Regions from separate parts of the Homo sapiens genome. Here region 1 is linked to region 2. A link is a contact called in ENCODE Hi-C or POLR2A ChIA-PET data. All regions are on one chromosome and are shown on one strand. Each heading gives the region's core, a stretch centred on a gene start or an enhancer-like site at or near the end of the contact. The rest is flanking DNA. Distances are from core to core; before and after follow the strand shown. Region 1 overlaps MGAT4A (alpha-1,3-mannosyl-glycoprotein 4-beta-N-acetylglucosaminyltransferase A). Region 2 overlaps INPP4A (inositol polyphosphate-4-phosphatase type I A).

Region 1 (4,898 bases), core at 657-3,156, 230 kb after region 2:
CTATGACTTAATCCAAACAGTGAGACATCTGTTTGAATTCCACCATTCCACAACATACCTAACCCTCAACAGGACTCGCTTTTAGAAAATGGTTTCAAAGTAACTTAAGTTCCACACTGTGAATCTACATTTTCTGGCTATTTATAAATTTGTTGCCAGTTGCCTCAAGTTTACTTTAATCAACTGTAATAGACCAAAATATATAAGTTAAGCCTACGACATCCTCCCCTATGATGCAGTCAATGTTAGGGGTATTTTAGTGAGCTCAGTTTTTTTTTTTTAAGAGATGGGTCTCACTATGTTGCCCAGGCTGGTCTCGAACTCCTGGTCTTATGGGATCCTCCCACCTTGGCCTCCCAAAGTGCTGGGATTACAGGCGTGAGCCACCGCACCCCGCCAGTGAGCACAGCTGACAACAAGCTGCTTTTCAGGTCCGTGATAAAAGGAAAATATTATAAGATTAATGAGATTTACTAATTAGATATACTCGCTGATAATGTGTTTTATTTTAATGAAAAGCCATGAGATTTATAAGTACCCTCCTCTGCATCAAAACAATAAACCTGAAATCCTAAAGTCTAACATTATGTGTAATTATTTCTAGAAAAAAAAAGTTATACCTGCCGTAAACTTTGGCATATATTTTGCTAGGAAGACACTTCAGCAGTTACACTTAGTAACAAAACAAAGATCCACTGCCTCACTCCAGTTAACACGTGCCTCTTCCAGAAATACCAGCAACCAGTAATGTAGATGCTTCCATTTAAAGGGAACGTTGCTGGAGTAAACAACAGATTTTTGCATGATTCAAGTATCCTTTAACTAATGGCAGCATGAACTGATTTTTCAACCTAAAAACAACAGTTAAACTGGTTGTTTAACCATCAGGTTAAACTAGTTTTTTGCCAGCTTTCTTAAATTGAAACTGTGCACTTAAAAAGAAATGCAACATAAACAATAGGGTGAGAATATAATTAAATACTAGCTAAGAAGATACAGTTTTGTAAAAAGTATACAAAGAAATCACATTGGGTGACAGACAACGTGAGCATCCCAGAAGCTCATCTGTGGAGGACTCATCCAGAGAACACGGCTCTACTGCCCTGGAGGCAGTGGGCATTCCCTGAGAGCCGATTCAGGCTGTACACCCCATGGAGTCAGACACACCTAGGTTCAGACCTTCTTTCTGAATTCACTTTCTAGTCATCTCATATAGCTGGATTAAGTACTTTGCTAATTGCCTGAGTGTCTTCATGTCAAACAGGGATATTAATACTCACTTCCTTCCCTAGAGCTGTAGTGTGGACTAAATGAGACCACGGAGAAAAAGGCGGTCTACAAAGGGTACTCTTCACTGCTCCCAAACACCAACTCTAAGCTTGTTTTCAGTCTATAAGCTACAGGCTTATTTCCCCTGAAATGACAGCACCATACAGCAATAATGGAGGTCCAATCGGTTCTATTATTTCTCTGCACAACTGTCTACAAACAAATGGGACTTTATTACTGATTTAAAAAGGGGAAAACAGGAATGGACAAAGGATAGATTTTGTCTATTTTAGGGAGAATGTTGCAGAATTACAAAAGAGGCAACAAGATAAATGCATATTATGAGGCGCAACAAAAATAAGACATTTTACAAGTCTTGAAGTTCAAGTTTTTAAGTTTAACTTACACCAACTTAATGAAAGAACAACCCAGTAGAAGGGAAAAACCTAACATGGTAGCCAACCACTGGACATCCAGTTCAGGAGTATGAGATTTCCTGGAACATTTACCTCCTTTTTCCACAACTCACACACAGGATTTGTGAAGAATGTTTTTCAAAATTTTTGGTACTTTGAAACAGCAACCAAGCTGCCAACAGAAGCCTCTCTACACACAAGCTTGCCAGGACAAACAAAGGGGTAAATTCAAGCCATGACTGGCCATCTGCCACAGCATAAAGCAAGAGATAAACTAGTTGGCAAACTCTTTCCCTAGCCCACAACACTTTTCACATTCTCCTTTAAGTAAGAAATTCAGGCTACCCAGTTTCCCTATAAAACTCCAGTCCTATTAGAACTTCACTTTAGTGAGCTGGAGTTCACCAACACAGAGCAAAGTCTTAGCCATCAATGAAATCTCACTGAAAAGGAGAGTAGAGCAACATGACTGGTTAAATTGGAAAAAAAAACAATCAATGACCATTTCCCAAAAACAACAGGAACACTTTTGTCCATCACTAACCCTCATAGACACCCAAATTTTGAAGTCTCTAAAACAACTCCTCGTGAAAGGAACTAGGATCTTAAGACATAGCTAATTCCACATCATCAGACAGGAAAATAAAAACCAGGATGGGTCTGCAAGCATGGAAACAGGGTAAGAATGCAAGAGTGCTTTCAAGGATGTCAGGGGAGAATGCAGAAGAGGCAAAGAAAACAGCCTAACATGGTATCCGGTAGCCAGGTTGTGACAATGTAGATATTAAAAGAAAACAAATTATATTTAGTGGATATACATTTGAAAACAAAAAAAGTTATTCCAAAAAAGTTGAAATGCAAAAATTTAAAGACAAGGAATATGATTAATTTTGTGTCAGTTTGGGTTGTTGTTGTTTTTTGTTTTGAGACAGTCTCACTCCATCACCTAGGCTGGAGTGCAGTGGCCCGAACTCGGCTCACTGCAAACTTCACCTCCCCAGTTCAAGTGATTCTCCTGCCTCAGCCTCCTGAGTAGGTGGAACTACAGGCACGCACCACCATGCCTGGCTAATTTTTGTATTTTTAGTACAGATGGGGGGCGGGGAGGCGGACAGTTCACCATGTTGCCCAGGCTAGTCTTGACCTCCGGAACTCAAGTGATCTACCAAAGTGCTGGGATTACAGGCGTGAGCTACTGTGCCCAGTAATTTTTTTCTGAATTTGAATAAGTAGAAGACAGTCAATACATTTGTTATTTCCTTCCTCTAATAAGTATGTCTGCTTATATAGAAAATTTTGTCTATCTGTGTGTACAATAATGAAGGAAGGAAAAAGGAAGTTCTGTGCAAACCCACAGTTTTGGAGCAAAATAAGAAGTATAAGAAGAACGGCGGGTGGGGAGGAAGATAAGCACAGTGGTCACATAAAGAAGTTGGGTTAAAAAAAAATCAGTGATCTGTCGTAAAATAACCAAGATGCTAGACTAGACCTCTTGTCTGAGAAGAAGAAAAAAACTCTAAGTGGCCTTCTAATCAGAAGATCCCAACAAGAAATGCTTAAGTTTGCAATCTCTCTACTAAGTCGATATAATGACAAGTGGTCGGTAAGGAATGCTATTCCATAGGGGAAACACCAGCCTGGGCAAAACTAAAATCTATATGATAAATTTGAGCTCAAAAGGCCTCATTAAACTAACAAGTTAATTTGGAAAAAAAAAAAAAAAAAAGGACCCAGACAACAAGTAACCTAGATTTAAATTACATCGGGGGAAGCAACCAGGTTCCTGGCCCCTACTCAATGCTCAGTCAATAATCCTGATCACATTTGACACGAATGGTCCCAGAAGACACTCACTTTTTTATTTTCCAGCTTGATGAGATTTCTAAAATCCCAGAAAGGTATAAAAATGAGAATTACTATTAACTTTAGGAAGGTTTAGAGATGAAGAAATTAATGAAAAAGCCCATAGTATTGCTAATTAATAATAAGTTTAAATATAAATATGGTAGTTTTACAATATTTGTGCTTGTTTTTATATTGATTGAGGTGTTTGAAGTTCAAAAAAAAAATCAGCTAACCACTTAAGTAACTTACAAGAGAAAAAAAGACATGTGTTCACACGTGCATAAGTACCACGTTAGCCTCAATCATGGCTCACTGCAGCCTCAACCTCCCAGTCCTCAAGCAATCCTCCTGCCTCAGCTTCCTCAGTAGCTGGGACCACAGACAAAAGCCATCACACTCGGCTAATTTTTACATTTTTTGTAGAGATGGAGTCTTACTTTGTTGCCCAGGCTCATTTCAAGGGATCCTCCTGCCTCAACTTCCCAAAGTGTTGGGATTATGGGCATGAGTCACCACACACAGCAGGATATTTTATAGCAAGTAAAATTTAGGATAAAGTAGTAACATAATGACACTCTTCACCAGAAATTCCTGCCGAGCCCTTCAGATCTCTCGTCACCTTTACTGCTACCATCCCTGCTCCCAGCTCTAACAGTCCCTGTCCCCTCCTCATTCCCTCAGTCTCCTCCACTCTTCTCCATCCTTCGTGCATCTGGACCTGTATTCATCAGACCAAACACTACACGTGCCCACTCCTTGGTTCAATCCAACATCCACCTTCCCTATTAACACAGCGAATACCTTTCTCCCCCATTAAATTCCTATCTTCTTTTCAGACCAACTCCAACACCGCTTCTTGTGAGAATCCTTTCCAGAATCCCTCATCTGAATGTGCTGTTTTTACCCCAGTGCTATCATAGCACTGTGTTCACACCTCCATGAATGCATGAGTAACACTACTGATTCTCATCACTTGTCTGGGTCCTTCAGAGATGCACCATGAGAAAGACTCCTTTTTAAAAAGCTGCTGACCCGACAACTGAAATAGTTGTGTACCAATATGTGCACCAAAATACAGGAAAGACAGGTAAATGCTGAAATGTTGTACTTCTGGAGTTTGTTACACAGGTGTGCCCCTTTGTGACAACTCATAGAGCTGTACACTTATGATTTGTGCACTTTTTACATCTTTCTTATACTTAAAACATTACTTAAGAGAAACTGCTCTGAATGCAATAAATATCTAAACCTGCTGAACTGAAGACGGATTCACACGCCAACCCCTCATCTTGGTTAGAAAATCATATTATCTCATCTCAACTGTGGAGGGAAGACAAAACCCTGACATGTGAACATTTACTATTATTT
Region 2 (4,839 bases), core at 2,326-4,825:
AGGGAGGCTCTCAGCTGGGGTGCTGGGACCCAGCCCTGGGGTGTGTGTGGGGAGGAGCCCTGCTTGGGGGAGGGGTGGCGCTCCTGGAGACCTCTCCTGGCTCAGAGGGGAGTGATGGGCATTCTGAAGCGTGTCCAGCAGGGCCCACCTCCCTCTGCGCTCATGGTTTCCACAGTGGTTTGCCTCATTCACCATCACCTGAGAATGGCCAAGATAGCCTTGCCTCCCTTCCTGTCTTCCAGAAATTCTCATGGGGCCCTCCAGCCCGTTCTCTTCCTGGCCTGTGACGATAGCGGGTTAAGTTTGTACTTTTAACAGTAATTAACCTTCTTCAAGGCCTTGTTTGCCGTTATAAGTGTTCCCTGTTCTCTGGGTACTCACAGCCCCTTCCTTGCTGTCCTTGATCCAGCGGCATGGCCTGAGTGCCTCCATCCCCCTGTTTCTGGATGGCTAGAAGAGCCTCTGGGGTATCTGATTGTCAGATGGGCTTAGCAGGAGTGGTAGTAGTAATAGTGGCAAATACTTAAGTAGCATTTTTGTGCACTGGGCACATTTAGAGGGATTAAGTCATCTGATTCTTGCAGTAACCCCATGAAGTAGATGATTCTGTAACACCCATTTCAGGAGCAGGAGACTGAGGAGCAGAAGGTGAAATGAGTTCTCCCTGGGGACGTGTAGCGTGGCGGGTGAGCGGCAGTTGGGGTTGGAGCCCGGATGGTCTGGCTCTGGGGCCATGCACAGCATGCTGTGTGCAGCTCCCCCGCCGTCCCGTCTCCCTGAGCTGCCTGCTTCAGGCACGCTTCTTGGCTCTTTGTCCTGAATGGTGTGGTGGTACAGCTTGGTCTTCCTGCCTGGTAGGGAAACCATAGCCATGGGAGTCCTAGTACTGAGCAAGTGACTGTTCCTGACCCGTTTCCAGATTCTAGGGGCAGCTTTACAGCCTTTCTCTGAGATACTTGGACACCATGTTACCAGACCACAGCCTAACAACAGAGGATGAACCAGAGCCTCAATGTCGGCGAGTCTTGGGCCATTTTGGCTGTTGATTGCCTCTCTCCTGCCCTGTATCTCCAGGAACTGTCAACGTTGGTCTTGTAGAAACTGCTCTCTCTTTGTGAGTGAACAAGACCATGGCTGTCTCAGTCCCTCCGTTAGTGACTATCCTTGTTCAACCCAGAGTCCAGGAGTCTGATGAACAGAGGCTTTCTCCCTCTACCTCACCCTGCCTTTTACCTCTCCCTGCCCTGTGTGGGTCTTGCCCAGGAGACAGCGGTTGGATGAGGGAGGAGAGGCTAAGGGCCCCTCTAATGTGGACAGCCTGGGCCCTGCTGTGGGAAGAGAGCCACATGGCATGGATTGGAAATGGAGAGGGCAGAATTTGAGTCAGGAGGACCACCAGCAGCCGTGCTAGCTCTTGAGGCCTAGGTCTTCTGGCCTTTAAAATGGGACTGGAGTGGGAGGTGGATTCAGTGCGAGTGCAGTCCCTGCGGCCTACAACCTACTGTTATTGTGCGGTGCTGGTCTCCAAACTCCAGGTCTATTTTGTAGCCTATTGAGGAACTGCCTCTGATCTCCCTAAAATAGGATGTGCTATTTTGGACACTGCCGTAGGTGGGAGGGATGTGTGTTTAAAGCTAAAATAGAGCGCACTTTAATTTGCGGGTGTTTCCTTTTTCTTTCTCAGCCACACTGTGTTTAAGTCACAGTGTCCTCCCTCCCACCCAGGAGCACAGCCTCAGGCAGGCCCTGCTCTTGGTGGAGGCCTCGTCATGACTGATGAGGGAGGTGGCCACCAGAGAGGAGGATTCCTGTCGCTTGGGACCAGGACTGCTCCAAGTCCAGGGAGCTTTTACAAGGCTCTGTTCCTGGATGGCTTCTCTGCCGATCTGAGGTCCAGGGTGTGAGAAGCTGAGCCAGCCTTGCAGTCCAGCTGAGTGCCTCTCCACCAGACCTGCGCTGCTGTTAGAGTCAAGGCGAGGCAGGGCTGTGGGGGTAGGGGTGGCAGAGCACACCCCTGATCCCTAGTTAGTGGAGTTAACTCTGGGCACTCCCTCCCCCGACTTTCTTTGCAACAAATCATGGTGATCTCTTTTGACCTTTTTGATGGTTACCAATGTGGCTGTGAAGAGGGTCCCTGCCCCAGCTGGGGAGAATAGGGTGAATGGGAGTAGGAAGGTTGAGGGGGTGAGGGTAGAAGGGTGTGATGGATTTCCGAGAAGGTTGCAGGTATGTGTCTGTCCTATTCTGTCCTGACTTACTCTGCATTCAGTTCTAGCTGAGCATGAATGCAGCCCGCACCCATGACTTTCTGTGGTGGTGCTATTTTTCTGTTTTTTGAAAAGAAAGAGGTCCGGTTTTTTTGTAGATTGTTAGGACTTAACTGGAAATAATTGTGTAAGTCTTCAGGCATCTTTCGAAGATGGCAGGCTAGAGATAGCTACTCCAACTTGAATGCCTAGCAGTCACCTAGAAGACTTGTTCAATGCAGATACTGGGCCCTACCCACAGGGAGTCAGCCTTCATAGGTCGGGCACTTCCTCCCGGCTCCTGGGTGGTACTGCTACTGCCAGTTCACAGACCACACTTCCAGTTGCCCTAGAGTGCTTGTTCCTGTTCCACTCCCCACTCAAGATATTATTCGCTGATTTTTATCACCTTCCCCAAACTAGGCTACTTATTTTGGTGCTAATTGGTGGCACTTCTAATTTTAGAAGTGTGGGGAGGTGCTCCTGTCCCCATTTGGCTGCAGTGGTGCTGATGGGGGGTATCTGCTGTGCCTTGGGTGGGAACTTCTCCTGTGTGTGCTTCGTGAGATATCCCGAGGCTACCCTACTTTGATGAGTTGAGCAAGGTGTCTTAGAAGCCAGGCGCTGACTGCTCTATCATAATTAGAAGACAGTTAGCAATAAATACATAGTCAGTGGCATCTCTGCATGGGGATGGCTGGTTTGAAGCAGCTTGCTCCAGCCATGGGAAACAGAGTTTTGACCCTACTATTTATGAACTGACAGTGTGGGCTGCATCAGGATCTTTCCAGGTATGCCAGGAGGCACAGAACCCACGTATAACCTGCAGCCCACAGTTTCTGTGACACAGAAAGTGTGGTCAGGTGCTGGGAAATCATTGTCTCATAGATAAAACATCTGACACGCACCAGCTTTTCTGAAACAACTAATGGTTGCAAATGGAATTCGGGGTACACAGGATAGCAACAGATTTCTTCCTGTCCTTGAAGAAAACTGTCTCCTTTGTCCCTGTTTGACCAACTTCGATTGAGCTGGAGCCCTTTGTGCCTGGCCCTGGGCTGTCCCTTCTGTCAGGGTCTCTGTCTGGTACAGGGGTCAGCTCTCCCTTGGGCTGTGCACTTACCTAAAACTGCCTCCCAGACACCTAGTTTGTGACTTCCTAGAAAGCCTGAGACAGGAAGCTATTTTCTTAAGGCTTTAGAAACTGCCCCCAAACAGCACAGAATGGCAGGGTCCTGCCCCCAGGGAGTGCTGCTTGAGGTCTGTTTCCTGCAGTCAGGGCTTCCAGCCAGCTTGCTGTCCTTGCCAGCACCTCCTCTGCTGCCCGCTAGACACGGAGCCTCTGGCTGACACCCTCCCTGCCAGCCCCAGAGGCCTGCCTTCTCAGCCTCTGCTGAAACTAAAGCTTTTTTTCTGTTTCTGTAGGGCATTGGGTGGAGCCTTGCCAGGGGCTCCTGGTTCTGACTGTCTTGGGTGGGTGGGGAACTCAGCCCTGAGAGGTTGGCTCACTGAGCATTTACCATATGCTGGGCATTGGGCCAGATGTCTGTCTAGGATCAGTTTATTAATCCCCAGCTACCTGATGAGGTAATTATTATTCATTTCCATTTTGCAGAGGAGGGAAGGGATGCTCAGAGAGAGGTGGAGTGACTTACCAGATTTTTATCTGGTGCCCTATCATATGCTCTTACGACACAGAGCAGCTTTTTGCTGTAGAAAGGACTGTCGTCATTTTACCTGTGTTAGGAACATCATCACTGACTGTGGTTCCCCTGCACTGACATTCTGGGCATTAAGGGCTGAGTCTGGGCTCTTTCTCCTATGGGTGTCTGTCCTCTCACTTGGCCCCAGGCCTTGGTGACCCTCTGTGCACTGAAGGAGTAAATGACTGAGGTGGCCAGCTAGCTCCCGTGCATTTGCACACATGGTCCCTCACTCCTGGCCCCCATCCCTTGCCAGGCAGAATGTGCCCGTCTCCAGTCCCTTGCATTGCTGGCAGCCTCAGACCGGAGAGCACTGAATCTTCCACTAGCCTGTCTTCTTGCCAGCTGCAGCCCCAGGGCGCGTGTGTCCGTCTCCGCAGCCAAACTCCCCCTGTGCTGGCCTGTGGAGGGTGAGTGGGGGGCAGGGTGCCGCACACTCTGGACCCTTCCAGCCCCAGGAAGGAGTTGTGGTGCTGCACGTGCTCCATTCTCACATGCTTCTCAGGCTGCAGGCTGTGCATTACCAGTGTGCAGTTTAGGAAACTGAGGCCCAAAGAGAGCAAAGCAGCACCTGGGGACTGACCTTGAGTTACACAGGTGTGCTTCAAGTTCTTCTGCTAGTTACCTTTCAATGCCAACACTGGGGAGGGGGTGTCCTAACAAAACATAATTTAATCAGAGCACTGTGAACTTTTCCTGCATCTGACACGTCCCTCTCAAGGTGGAGGGTGTCACCACCTGCTGCCCATTGTAATCCCTCACCCCACAGAGAGGCCAGGAAGTGAACAGGAGACTTGGAGGAATGTGGACCTGGTGTGATCCTGTGTGGAGCAAGGATGTCTTCCTCTGAAAATTCCCTGGGGGGAAAGAAATGGCATACATTTCCTATA

The links. Hi-C counts contacts between places; a loop is a spot of excess contacts on that map. ChIA-PET counts read pairs that join two places held with the same protein, here RNA polymerase II (POLR2A). Pooled maps may share reads with other maps.
Region 1: a loop to region 2 is called in a map with no recorded cell type, with 8 times the contacts of the local background. The contact joins two enhancer-like sites. A Hi-C loop is called at or near these places in 3 of 37 single-sample maps with no recorded cell type and 3 of 50 pooled maps. POLR2A ChIA-PET finds 5 or more read pairs at or near these places in 3 of 52 experiments (WTC11, activated CD4-positive, alpha-beta T cell and activated T-cell).

The regions. Positions count from the first base shown.
Region 1 is chr2:98,707,870-98,712,767 of GRCh38, forward strand. All of the region lies in intron 2 of MGAT4A (alpha-1,3-mannosyl-glycoprotein 4-beta-N-acetylglucosaminyltransferase A), which reads right to left. Among named protein-coding and RNA genes, the nearest start is that of MGAT4A, 21 kb to the right of the region's middle. Within about 2 kb of position 1,907, at least 5 of the 41 ENCODE cell types and tissues checked have a DNase peak (open chromatin) inside an H3K27ac peak, as active enhancers do.
Region 2 is chr2:98,476,521-98,481,359 of GRCh38, forward strand. All of the region lies in intron 1 of INPP4A (inositol polyphosphate-4-phosphatase type I A), which reads left to right. Among named protein-coding and RNA genes, the nearest start is that of INPP4A, 34 kb to the left of the region's middle. Within about 2 kb of position 3,576, at least 18 of the 41 ENCODE cell types and tissues checked have a DNase peak (open chromatin) inside an H3K27ac peak, as active enhancers do.